Linked DNA regions of Homo sapiens: regions 1 and 3 are each linked to region 2. A link is a contact called in ENCODE Hi-C data. All regions are on one chromosome and are shown on one strand. Each heading gives the region's core, a stretch centred on a gene start or an enhancer-like site at or near the end of the contact. The rest is flanking DNA. Distances are from core to core; before and after follow the strand shown.

Evidence for each region. A loop is a pair of places that touch in the nucleus more often than their neighbours do.
Region 1: a loop to region 2 is called in a map of endothelial cell of umbilical vein, with 2.5 times the contacts of the local background. The contact joins the enhancer-like site here to the promoter of LINC01894 in region 2. A Hi-C loop is called at or near these places in 1 of 168 maps with a recorded cell type or tissue (endothelial cell of umbilical vein).
Region 3: a map of endothelial cell of umbilical vein shows a loop between it and region 2 (2.4-fold over the local background). The contact joins the enhancer-like site here to the promoter of LINC01894 in region 2. A Hi-C loop is called at or near these places in 2 of 168 maps with a recorded cell type or tissue (endothelial cell of umbilical vein and heart right ventricle).

The regions. Positions count from the first base shown.
Region 1 is chr18:25,094,278-25,098,674 of GRCh38, forward strand. The region is part of intron 5 of ZNF521 (zinc finger protein 521); the gene reads right to left. Among named protein-coding and RNA genes, the nearest start is that of LINC01894, 110 kb to the left of the region's middle. Within about 2 kb of position 3,019, at least 2 of the 41 ENCODE cell types and tissues checked have a DNase peak (open chromatin) inside an H3K27ac peak, as active enhancers do; they include endothelial cell of umbilical vein, where a contact is called at or near this core.
Region 2 is chr18:24,985,703-24,989,986 of GRCh38, forward strand. LINC01894 (long intergenic non-protein coding RNA 1894) reads right to left here and starts at 2,277. Exons shown (of 2, transcript NR_146903.1): 1 at 1,655-2,277.
Region 3 is chr18:24,912,182-24,916,488 of GRCh38, forward strand. No RefSeq gene overlaps it. Among named protein-coding and RNA genes, the nearest start is that of LINC01894, 74 kb to the right of the region's middle. Within about 2 kb of position 2,108, at least 5 of the 41 ENCODE cell types and tissues checked have a DNase peak (open chromatin) inside an H3K27ac peak, as active enhancers do; they include endothelial cell of umbilical vein and heart right ventricle, where a contact is called at or near this core.

The DNA.
Region 1 (4,397 bases), core at 1,769-4,268, 110 kb after region 2:
AGAGAAGGAAAAATAAATAAGACATATGTGTATGAGTGCAGGGAAAATGTACTCATTCATTTTTATGTATTTCTTACCCAAAGAAAAGAGAAGTTGCATCCCAAAATGTTAAATAATCCAAATTCAGTCAAGTGAATTCATAAAAAGGTGACACACAGGCATAAAGGTATTTATGCATTATTAGGGAAGACTTATTTTCTACATATTCTATCTTTTATTTGTGAAAGCGCTAAGTGACAGCAATGATAACAATCACATCTACCATTTTCAGAACTCTTTTTACAGCTTAAAAGCACGTTATAATGTTAAAAAAAAAGTTGGAAGTTCTACCTGCCTTTTATTTTTAAGTTACACTGTGAGGTCTTTCCTAGTTACTGATCTCCTAGTTATTTCCATAGGAGAGAAAATATATATGAATTGTTACACAGCACATTATAAGATGAGCAAAAGCCAATAAGCTCTTAGGTGGACATTTAGAGTCCCTCCTTTTCTCTCACCTTTGTTCATTTCCCTACTCCCTTCCCCCATCTTCACACTTGCTTATTACCTCAAGGTCAAATGTATAATGAGAAAGAGAGATAGTAACACAAAACATTCTAACAACTGGTTAATATAATTCATTTTGTATTTTTTTTTAATTGAGGGCAGCACAGGTAGTAAAAGAAAATGAAACTTATTTATAGTAAGAATTTCAAAAGTTTATCCTTATTCAGAGTCTTTAACTCTTCTCTTCTAATTCCATATTTACCTTTGTATGGCTGAGAGCCATGTCTGACTTTTCAAAGAATTCTTGAAAACCCTTAGAATTGGGTGGGGGGGATCTGGCTGAGTTAAACCCCATCTCTTTTCAAAACTCTCCTTTCTTTCCCCTATCTGGTATAAGGTAGTAAAGAACAGTAAATGTAACTGCTGTTTTATTTTTAAAGCCAATGTTCTTGATGGGATACTATCAGCACCTCTATTCAGGATTTTGCCCACAAAGCATAACCTGAATTGTGTCTTTCCTCCTCCTCTTCCTAAAGGTGCCAAAAAGCTTAAAAAATTCAATCAAAATAACCAATTCTGCTCTCTGGAAAGGTAGCAGCTGACAGTAATTGGATAATACAGCCTGACTCATTTATTAAAAAGAGATTCAGAGTCAATTGATTTAATAACCATTACAATATTCCATTAAGGATATAATAGGCTAGTACAGCCCTATTTTTTAATTAAGAATTATAGATGGGATCTTCGAACGAAACTTCTAGATTTTTCTTCTCCTTTTTGCTTATCTATATTCTCCAGATTTTCTACAATGAGCACAATTTGCCTTGTAGGGTACTTTGAAATTGAAAGAGAGAGGGAAAAACCTACCTTTTCTAAACCCTATTAATGAAGACTGATTACAACACTGAAATTTTGCTAGCTAAAAAATTAGATAGGAAATGAGCAATATTATGAAGTCTAGAAAAACTCTAGTTTTGCCCAATTAAACTTAAAAGTATTCTAGCCACGTATGTACAAAAACAAAAATTAGCACAAGGAAAGGGAGAAAGAACTATCAGAATGCAATTTAGCTATATGAGCAAACATGGAGCTTTCTGTATGAGCCTGTATCTTTCCAGAACACACAGAATACCCCTCTCTGTTGGATACTGAGGGAGGTATATGTGCCTAGCAATGGGGGTCCAGTGTCAGAGTGGGGCCTTTACCATTGAGACCATGCTGGAAGCCAGCAACTTCCTGTCTTGGTCACCCACTGGAAAGGCATGACCAAAGCTGCTTTGAGTATAATTAAGAAATCATTTCACATGTATAGAAATTTCATCTAAAATAATTATTTCCATTTGTTAATCTTCATTTAACTGTGAACATAAATGTAAACAGGAATCAAGTCTACATAAAAGAGACTGATGCTAATGTAAATATTTACTCCAATATTAAATGTTTCAAAGGAAAGCGTCTGCATACATAATTGGACTACAACCTCACTGACTTAGTAGGAAACGTGCTAATCACTTACAAAATTTTGTGCTCTAAGAAAACCATCTGCTTGTCTAAAGCCAGTTCAAAGATGAATGACAACTTCTATACCTCCAATTTATAAAACCTGGACCTACATAACTATTTATTAGCCTGTTTTATAACAGGAGAAATATTAGTTACCATTTGGATGCTCAAGCACAGGTTTAAATTATGAGCTCCAAGGTGGCAATTGGTAGTTTAACACAAGACACTGACATTTCAATATAAGCTTTAAACAAGAGAAACCCTTTAAGCAGCCTCCAGACTGTGTGTCCCATGTTTATACTCCTTTTCCTTCAATAAAAACAAAAATCTAGAGTGGCTACAAGCAAATGTTCAGTGGCTGACTTACATGCTGCTGTTATCCCAGGAATCACTGGGGGCCCCCTTATATCGTCTGATCAACGCTACAGCCATTACTGAGGGCCAATTTGTAACAGTTTATAAGTAGAACTCCTTCTCCCTTTTACCCTCAAGACTGGCCAGAAGGGTCCTCCAGCCTCTTCCACTGCATAAATCTATAGGCTAAAGTCCACAGATAGAAACCCCTCCTGCTATATCACCATGTGGCCGGGGCCATACTTAAAAGCTCTGATCTGAGTGGGAGTAAACTCTGCCCTCAGAATCCAAACAGAGGAATCAAATGCCCTACAGTTGTAACTTATCCAGTTCGAATGTGTGTTACCACTGTATCCTCATATATATTTTTAAATCTAAGAAAACTATGCCCTAACCCAATTCCCAACCTCCCACCCTTTACTTTGCTTCTCCTCTTCCTTGAGTTAATTTCCAAGCACACATTTATAAGCTAGGGGTCCGAGGAGTAACAAAGAAAAGCCATACATGACAAAACTCACCCCTCGGCTACATTGGCTCGCCCTAGAAACCAGGAGTAGAAAAATAGGCAGACTGCAGTATAATTTGCCATGCACACAGCCATCACATTCTTTCCAGGGCCATAGCACTCAGCCACGATAATTTGTTGTATTATATACAGCACATGTTTCATGACTGTAACATAAACACACTGTGGTGCTAATTTGGCAATGGAGAATATGACTTAGGCTTCAAAGTCTGCCGGTAGATTAGTCATTAAGCCCCCAAAGTAAGGCAGAATTTGAGAGAATTGCATATTGTGGGAACGTTTTTTCTCATACCAGTTAAAAAGTTCTGCCCTTATTTTTTTTGAACGAGTTGCCATGAAAATGAATGCAGCCTGAAGACCGACGCTAGCACCTTCTAGGAGTTTTGTCACTGGCAATATGGGAGTGTCTGGCACTGTCAGTATTTCTACGCCACATGAGAGAGGAACAGAAGACACAGGCATGAGACTCTTACAATAAGAGGAAAAGGACACTGGGACATGAGGAAATGAGCTCCAGGTTCCTGGACCCTGACTGTGTGCACAAAGTGCCTAACCCTTAGGTATCTCAAGAGCCGCAGGATACACATCCTGTGTGCCTCAGTCAGAATCTCACTTCCAGGAGATCTACAGGTGCAAGCTTACCTTAACTTAGTTACTGGCTGTTTTTAGCCAATGGTCTAAAGGCTACAATGCTTTTGGACTTTATAAGCAAAGCCACTGATATTGCCACTGTTATTTCCTGCCTTGAACTTCTCATTATCAGCAGGGCTGGAGCAGGAAATGATTCAACTGGGGTAGGCTGCATGGTACCCAGCAGATTTTAAAGAGCCCGGGGGCTGCCTAGAGCCCCATAAACATCAGCAGCTTGGAAACTAGCAGGAGGTCCAGGTGGGTAGGGAGAGGAGAGGCAGGCAGTGGGATTTTAGATGCTCTGAGATGCAATATCGTCCAATTCCTTGGCTATTATTATAGGTTGTGTGAAGTACTTATTAGAATATTCTCATGTAGGAGAAAACATTGGAATGTTGTTCAAACAATAAACAGTAAAACAAACAGCCCACCAAAAAGGTGGCTTTCCTTCAACTGAGGGGACTCAGCAGTGGTATTTTGGCACAAGTAGGGAATGGGGATAAGCACACAGACTACAATGTTTTTCAAACCTGGCCAGTACATTAGCTCCTCTAGTTCCTTCTTTTCTTCTTCACATTCTGAATCTAAACATGGACCCCATGGTTGAAGTCTCAGAGAAAACATGGTGCCTACAAATAGCTTTAAAGGTAAAACTTTGCCCTCATTTTTTTTTTATTAAAAAAAAACTGCAAACACCAGTTTTGGAAGGGCACTGATAAAATCACTTTGATTCTTCCTCTCCCCATCCCAAGAAAAAAATTGTTAGCCAAGAAAAGAAGAAAGTAGTGGATATTTCTTAGCAAATATTCTGGAAAAGGCAAGGGCAGGGATAAGGACGGGAGTGAGGACTGAGACCAACTAAGTCTGATGTATGTCCTCCAGGTTTGATTAGATATTG
Region 2 (4,284 bases), core at 1,027-3,526:
AATTCATTTTGGGGCAGCTTTTATGATTCTAAAACTTCAGGATCTGTTTGAATGTTTCCTGAGTCTCAAGTTTCATGGAGAAAGGCTGACAGGGAACCAAATTCCACCAGTGGTTTGGTGGTGTGTGAGCAGGCCATCAGCCAGAACATTCTAACATGTCTACAAAGGGCGTGATTTGGGGTCGTCTCTGCCGAGAAATTCTATGGACTAGGGGGAAACACTTTCTTCTTTCCCCCAGTACTATTTGGACTAGTTTCTAAAAATGGACAGAAACACCCTGTCAGCCTTGTGAGAAATCCAATCATCTTGTTAATAAACAGAAAAGGGTACTATCAACATGACTTATTTTCCACTAACTAGTTAATGCAAGTAAGACAAGCTAATAGGCAAAATTCAGATTTCATTTCATCTATTGCTTCACCCCACACCAAATGTAAATGTAAAAGTCTCCTGAATTGGGTGTGTTATAATCTCGGTCCACTGACAGATTATCTAGAAGCAGACTCACATTTCCCCCAAAAAAGAACCCTGTAAAAATAGCCATTGCTCTGTGTAGATATCAAATCTGTGCCTCCTGCAGGGAGTGCAGTGGATGCAGAAACCCAAATCCACCTTCAGGAGAGGCAGCCTGGAGGAGTAGCATGAAGCAAGGAAAGAAGAGTTGGTGGATGGGTTCTCAAAAAATCTTCCTTACAGCCAAGTCTGTGAGGTCAGGGGATAGTCTCCCAAGGGAAGTGGTGGGAGCCCCACAGTTAGAGGCATTTAGAAGGGGCCTTGATGGAAAAATGGAAATGTAACCCTAGGTTAAAAACTGTGCCCTGAAAAGGGATAAGGGAGACAAGCTTAAAGAGATTCTTTCAGCTCTAATTTCTAAGAATCCCATTAGACTACAGAGAAAAAAAATAAAAGAAAAAATGAAACAGGAAAAAAAGGAAACAAAAGCCAGAAGAGAAAATAATGTTAAGGCACACTGTTAAGAAACACACCGGAAGACCCTCATGATCTCCCAGCTACTGTTCCATCTGAATGCTGTGTAAGGGTTTGCAAGCTGAAAATCAAGTGAGCAGAGGGGAGATCCCTCTCAACTGACTGTGAACAAACCCTGCGAACTCCAGAGCCATTTGTCTAAACCAAGTGCTGAAAGAAAGGAAGCCCGAGATGGGGTAGCCACGAAGATTCATTTCCTTGTGGAGTTTGGCTATTCCTCCTCACTTTTAATCAATGCAATCCTGTCTAAATAGCCTACTTTCCTTAGCAAAGAAGTCTGGATTTAAGCTCTGAGCTTGCTTTTTTTTATTAAAGGCGTGTTGGCAATATCATGGTACATGACTTCCCTGATTTCTAGCAAACAGAGTCATAGATAACCTGAATACCAGAGTGCTAGCTGCTTCACCCCAGTTGAAATCAGCCTAGAATAAACATGTAAGTCATATAGTATTCCAGTATGAATAAACACGATCTGTGTATTTATAACTGTGTGTGTGTGTGTGTGTGTGCATCTGTGAGTGTGAGTATGGTGAACAGCAGACATTTCCATGCTTAGGATTTTTTCTTTTAACTGGTGAAAATAACTGTGACCTGAATTGAGAATGAACCAGGCTCCAAAAAGGCAGTTTTCCTGAACATGTACAGACAAAGGAAATAGTTTCCTTACCAGAAAGGAGTCACTTGAAAGCTTTTAGGCCAGACCGTGCTCGGGCTCAGATTTCTTTTCTTTCAGCCCTTTGATGAACAACTCATATGGAGATTCAAGCGTCTTGTGCCTGGTTTGAATTTAAGCTGTTGCTGACTTTAGTGGAAAACTTTCATAAACTCAACTCAGGCTTTCTTCCTTTCCCCACGACTGCTGACCAGGTTTTGATATATCTTTGGATATTCATCTTGAGTCATTCATTCTCAGTGTGATCATTATTATCAACTTGACGGAAAACAATTTTTCTGCAAGAGAGACTGAATTCAGTCTTCTTTCTCTTGCAGCTCTGAGTTCTGTCATTCTTCTGGAGCAGTGGGAGGGTGAGGCGGGGCTGGGAGACTACTGGATGCAGGAAGGAGGATGGAATGGGAGTGAAGCCTGCCGACAGCTGCTGGAGATCGCATATCTCTGTGGCAGAGTTATTGCTGGGACAATACCACATGGATCCCTTCCAGTACCCTAGCAAGAGGGCATAATCTCCACATGCCAAAGCCCTTCTTCAGGAATGAGCTGCATAGAGAGTGTAGTTTTCAAGAAAAGCCTTGCCCTCAAAACAGGACTCTTCCTGTGGCTCACTTGAGAATAGTTCCCTGAAGGATTTCCCCCCATTTTTGCTGGGCTTTTTGGTGACAGTTGAAAGTTTGGAATGCCCAGAACACTTTGTTCAGGAACCTGTGCTGCCTTCAGAATTGCGCAGTGAAAAACAAGAGCCTTGGAATCAACCCAGCCTGGATTTGGAGCCCAGCTTTGCCACTTACATGGGTAACTTTAATAACAAGTCTTCCTGGTCCTCAGTGTATATGTGAATTTAAGAAATCCTCAATTTCTGGATATTGGAAAGATTAAATGAGATTATGCTTCTAAAGTTCACTGTCTCTGCTTCACTCTTCCTCTCTGACCCTATGCTCTTGTTGATAACTTTGCAAATTCTCCTGGTCCTACGTAACTAAAACAATTGTGTCCCGTCCAAGCATAGAGGATCCAAGAATGATCCCTAGGGTGTGTGGGGCCCGAGGCGAATCACATGGTGTGTCTTCACTCCCTACATGTTTACAAAGACACAATCAGATTTAAGCGATTTTGAGGGCAGGTTTGAGTTGAAAATGAAAAATATCACAAAAAAGGAGAAGTCTAAGGAATATGTGTGGAAGCAGGAAAAGGGGGCATCCTGTTTGGCCTCAGGGTGGCTGTGTGGGGCACTGTAAGTTGCTCCACGCCCAGCAGCACTGATCTCCAGAGGCCCCTGAATTCAGCTCAGCACTTGCTCACTGCTGAAGCCATCCTGATTGGCCAAGACCTCTGGGAGTGGCTCTCACAGGAACCCTTCTCTCTTGCAGTTCCTGAACTTCAGGAGGCTCACTTGCCACAGTTCTTGCACAAACTTTGTTGCAAATGAGCCAAGTAGTTTGTATTTGTTTTTATAATGGTGCAAATCCGACAGGTAACTACCCACACAACCACTTCATTTAAAAATATATAAGACCAAGCCAGGCACAGTGGCTCATGCCTGTAATCCTAGCACTTTGGGAGGCCAAGGCGGGTGGATCATTTGTGGTCAGGAGTTCAAGAACAGCCTGGCCAACATGGCAAAACCTGGTCTCTACTAAAAATACAAAAATTAGCCAGGCGTGGTGGTATATGTCTGTAATCCCAGCTACTTGGGAGGCTGAGGCCCGAGAATCACTTGAACCCAGGAGAACCCAGGAGACAGAGATTGCAGTGAGCCAAAAATGCACCACTGCACTTCAGCCTGGTTGACAGAGCAAGACTCCGTATTAAATACATACATATATATCCATTTTTATATATATATACACACATATATATATCCATTTTTATATATATCCCATTTTAAAAACCACGCTGTGTGTGGTGGCACATGCCTGTGATCCCAGCACTTTGGGAGGTCGAGGCAGGAATATCGTTTGAGACCAGGAGTTCAAGACCAGCCTGGACAACATAGTGAGACTGCACCTCTATCAGAAAAATTAGCTGGGTGTGGTGGCATGCAACTGTGGTCCCAGCTGCCTGGGAGGCTGAGGCAGGAGGATCATTTGATCCCCAGATGTTGAGGCTATAGTGAGCCATGATTATGCCACTGTACTCCAGCCTAGGCAACAGAGTGATACCCTGTCTCAAAAAAATAAAGAAAAAAGAAGAGAAGAGAAAGAAGAGAAGAAGAGAAGAGAAAAGAGAGAAAGAGATGAAAGAAATAAAATGAAAGAAAGAGAGAAAGAAAGAACAAATGAACAAAAGAAAGAAAGAAAAGAAAAAGAAAGAAAGAAAGAAAGAAAGGAAGAAAGAGAAAGAAAGAAAGGAAGGAAGAAAGAAAGAAAGAGCTATAGAATGTAACCACATAGCTGAGGCTTCCCTTTGAACGTAACCCACTGGTGTACTCATTTCCTAAGGCTTCTCCTACAACTTACCATGACCTAAGTGGCTTAAAACAACACAAATGTGTTCTCTTGCAGTTCTGGAGGCCAGATAGAGGAACTCAGTCTTACCAGGTTCAAGTCAAGGTGTCAGCAGGATTGGTTCTTTCCAGAGCCCCTAGGGGGAGAACACGTTCCTTGCCTCTTCCAGCTTCTTGG
Region 3 (4,307 bases), core at 858-3,357, 74 kb before region 2:
AGCAAAGTAACTGTGGGTATTAGGTGAGACTCAAAGAAGTGTAATCATGTGTCCAGGGCGATACTGGGGATTCAAATTCTTCTGCATCTTGCTCTAAGGCTATGGTCTTCGTAGAATGTCATGAGACTACTCACACACCTCATCATACTCCTAATACCTCTTTGCAATGTAGTATAGAAAATGCAACAATAGAATTATGTGTTAGGGACAGTGATAAAAAAGATGCAAGACTAATTATGCCTAGGGACAGTGGAGAATTCACTAAGAAGATGATGCTTGAGTCAGACCATGAAGTATGAGTAAGAGTTTGAGGAGCAAATAAAGGAGAGACAGAACATTGGAGACAGAGTTAGAGTAGAACTCAGGGTCCAGTCCTGGCTCGGCCAACATGGTTTGTATATACAAGAATAAGATACTTGGCTGTTTTGGGTCTCCATCTCCTCTTCACAGACAAAATGTTACAATAGCTACCTACAGATCTTCACTAAGGTCCCTTCTGGTTTGGAACATACGATGCTACATCAGAAAACCCTAGGCCGGTTTTCTTGTTTCCACAGATAAGCATCAAACTCCTTGGCCCTACTCTTCTCTGCAGTGGGAAGGGCATTTACCCTTTCAAACTTCCAGAAGCCCATTTAGTAAATTAATGCTGGAGCTACTGTGGGATTGAATCACAGCTTGCTGTTGTCATCAGCTTAGCACTCCTAGAGACAGGCTCACACCCAGGCTATCCGGCAGCCAGCTCAGGCGAGAGGGGCTAATTGTCTTTCCCATTTCCTCCTCTGATTATAGGGATCCTCTTAATGATGAAGGTGGGAAATGCAGCCATTCAAAAGGAAGGAGCATTTAATGTTGTAAAGTAACATTTCTACATCTAATGGCAAAAGCTAAAGATTTTCACTGTAGAAATGGATGAAAAGTAACAGCGAAGAAAAGATCACTTGTCACTTCTTTACTATGAGATGATCATGTCAATATCCTATTTTTCAGGCATGTATTTTAGAAAAACATACAGAGAACAATAGTGTGTGATACAAGCTGTTTGTAACCTCTCTTTTTTCACTTGAGAGTATGATGAAAAAATCCCATCATTAGTGCTCCTCTGAGGCAGTATTTGGAATGCCTTCATAACGTTCTATACCTTATATGGTTTGCTCATGATTTGTTTAACCAGTCTTCTATCACTGGGCACGAAGATTGGTTTTGAACTTTTCACAGTCATAAACAACACTGTGATGAACATCTTGCAGCTAAATCTTTGGGTCCATAAATGATTACCCCTAAGCCTAGGAAGGGTGTTAGGCAGGAAGGCTGGATTTAGAAAAAGCCTTGTGTGAGGCTGCAGGAACAGCAGCTTGGTTTAGAAAGCATTGTTTTTCTGGTTGCATGTGCTTAGGATGATTGGCCAACCCAAGACCCATGGCACACCCCACTGAGCTGCGTCAGTCCTGCCACCTGGCACCTCCCATGAGCTCTGAAACCCTGCCAGGGGGCTGGTGCCTCCCAGTTGAGAGTGCAGCCTCGCAGGGTGGGAAGGCACCATGGGGAAAAGCAGGAGAGGGCCCTCAGCAATTTTTTATGACACCAGGCTTCTGTTCAGTGCTTTGGATAATTAAAAACAGACCCCCACCCAGGCCACATCTTTAGTCTAAAACGTACTGCGTGTGGATTTTGGAATTGGCTCCTGAGGGACAGGGCGGAAGCACATTCCTCCGGGACATCTAAACCAGGCTGGAAAGAGTGCTCCTAGAGTATTGTGTGGAGATGAATCCTCCTCAGGCAGTGCTGGGAGAGATGACCTCATAGGTCCTTCCCATCTGTAATTCCTGTGATGATCCGAACAGATTTTACAGTGTGACCAGATTCAGAACACAGGCATTTAAAAAACAAACCAGCCCCTGTGGAGTTACAGACAGATCTTCCTTCTCTATATTTTCAGCCCGAAAATCACCTCTGCTCTCCCTGATATCTGGGGCTGGCAGCATTCCTTCCTTGGCTTTGTTGGTGGGAGAAGCACTGTCTTCCTGCAGAGATGGCAAAAACACTTTCTAGAGTCCACCCTCCCCGGGCCATGGGGTTTACAATCACTTCCTACTGTAGTCCTTCCTGAACAAGGGAGGAGGAAATGAATCCACAGCCCACCATGGCCACCATTGATAAACTGGCCCCTGATATAACTAGGGCAGTCAGGGTGGGGCTGCAGACTTCCTGCTTCTCCCTCTTGGAGGCTTGATAACATGTCCTTGGCTTTTTTTTTTTTCTCTTGGAGTGAAAACCACAGCAGGGACACACATGTGGTTGTGAGATGGTAGTGATGATGCTGCAATAATAATATTGGTATAGGCCTGGGCTGCGTTTGTCCAAACTTCATTCATTTGACAAATATTTCTCACTAGAATAGTATCAATTCATCTATGTATCACTAAAGTCTTCGAAGGTAAGAATCTTTAATTTGCTTACTGCTGTATCCCCAGGCTTGTAATTTGCTCTCAGTAAATATTTGTTGAATGGATGAGTGAGTGAATGAGTGAACCATGTCCTATGGCACACTGTTTTGGGTTTCACTCTAGGTTCTGAGCCTTCATTTCCTCTTCTGAGAAATGGGAATAACAATGCCACCTCCTCGGGAGGTGGTGGTGATGAAATCCCTTGGTCACGTGCCTAGCACAGCACCAGGACTCAGGAGGCCTTGACTGAGTCCTTATCGTCCTTCTCCTGATGCGCATTCTGGACTGTGCAGCTCCCGGAGGGTTGAGCCAGGCTGGGAAGACACAAGAAGGGACGGCTGGCTGTTGATGTGTTCCGCCGTCCCTCCCTTGTACCTGGTGGAGGAAGCTGGCTGTGCCTATACTAAGTCATCAATCTTTTTTCAGGCCACACACCTGGAACTGTGTGCACTGAGAGGCATCCGCTCCAGCAGCAGCTGGTTCATCTTATAGCTACAGCCCAGACACACAGAGAATTTAGAAACAGGAGGAGGAGGAGGAGGAGGTTTTTCTTCCTCTCCACAAAGTCTGAAGCCCCCACTTTTATTATGTGCACTAGCATATTGGCTTGGCAACTGATGTGTTTCTTTTATAGCATTGCTCTGCATAAAACTGCATGATTCCAACTTATGGTACACCAGAGTTTGATTATATTTAAAAGTCAAACATGCAAGATGTCCATTGTCCACATCAGGGAGGAAGGATAAGCAGCACCATGAATCACTATTCTTTGTACACTTTTATTCCCCAAACTAATTGCTCATTTGCTTAAATAAGAGGCTCCACTATGAGTGTCTGTCATTAGCAAATGAAAGCTGATTATATTTCATAAGAACGTCGGAACTTCTTAAACCTTATATTTCATACCAGAAACCTAAGCTGAAATATTTCCATGTAGTGACACTTCTGATGGAGGAAAAATAATTTAAACAAATAATTAGTCTTGAGAATAAAAGTGTACACAAAAGTACAATTAATGAATTCACTAATTGTTCTTCCCTGCTGTGGACATAGCTCAAAGTTGAATTTTAAGCTCTTGCATAAATATAAACTACTGTACAAGCCACAAAACGGGATGACTCACCATCAGTCATTAATGTTGCCTTAAAGACAAACTCGAGCTCTCGGAGAAAATGCATTCACCTAGGCAGACATAATTTTGAAAATAAAGCAAGTTTTAGATGATAAACTGGTCTTTGAGTCTTTGGGAAAAAAACACACACACGAGAGATTTGCAAGTTTTAATGCCCTATGTAAATATCAGACAGGCAACATTTACCTTACTCAAAATTCCCCATTAGCTGAATAGGAATGAATTTGGTCTGTCCTGACCATGTAGTCAAATGTGTCTACCCTTCCTCTCTATCCCACCCTTTGCTGAAATGGAAGTAAAATGTGAATTGCAGTGCCTTTTGTCTGTGATATTCTCTATATGTGATGAAGGCAGCTTCTTCCTTTTCCTCCCTATCCTCCTTTTCTTCATCTTCATCTTTTCTTCCTGCTTTAATTCCCACATAAGTAGTGTTTTGTGGATTTGCCTAGAAGGCTACAATGTATGGATTGTAAAATAGAAATGGTTCTCATTTTCCCAGCCTGGGAACAAAAGTAGGAGAAGGCAATAGAGAGATATTCCAGTTAAATTCCTAGCAGAACTGTTGTATATTTTCTTAGAACAACAGCAAAAACTTGTATGATGGTTATTTTTTAAATATGGCTCCGAAAGATTCTTATTTCTAATTGTTATATTTTATGTTAAGAAACACCGGAGCAATCATCTATAAGCAATGCACTTCAAGGCAAACCTACTTATATATAGAATTG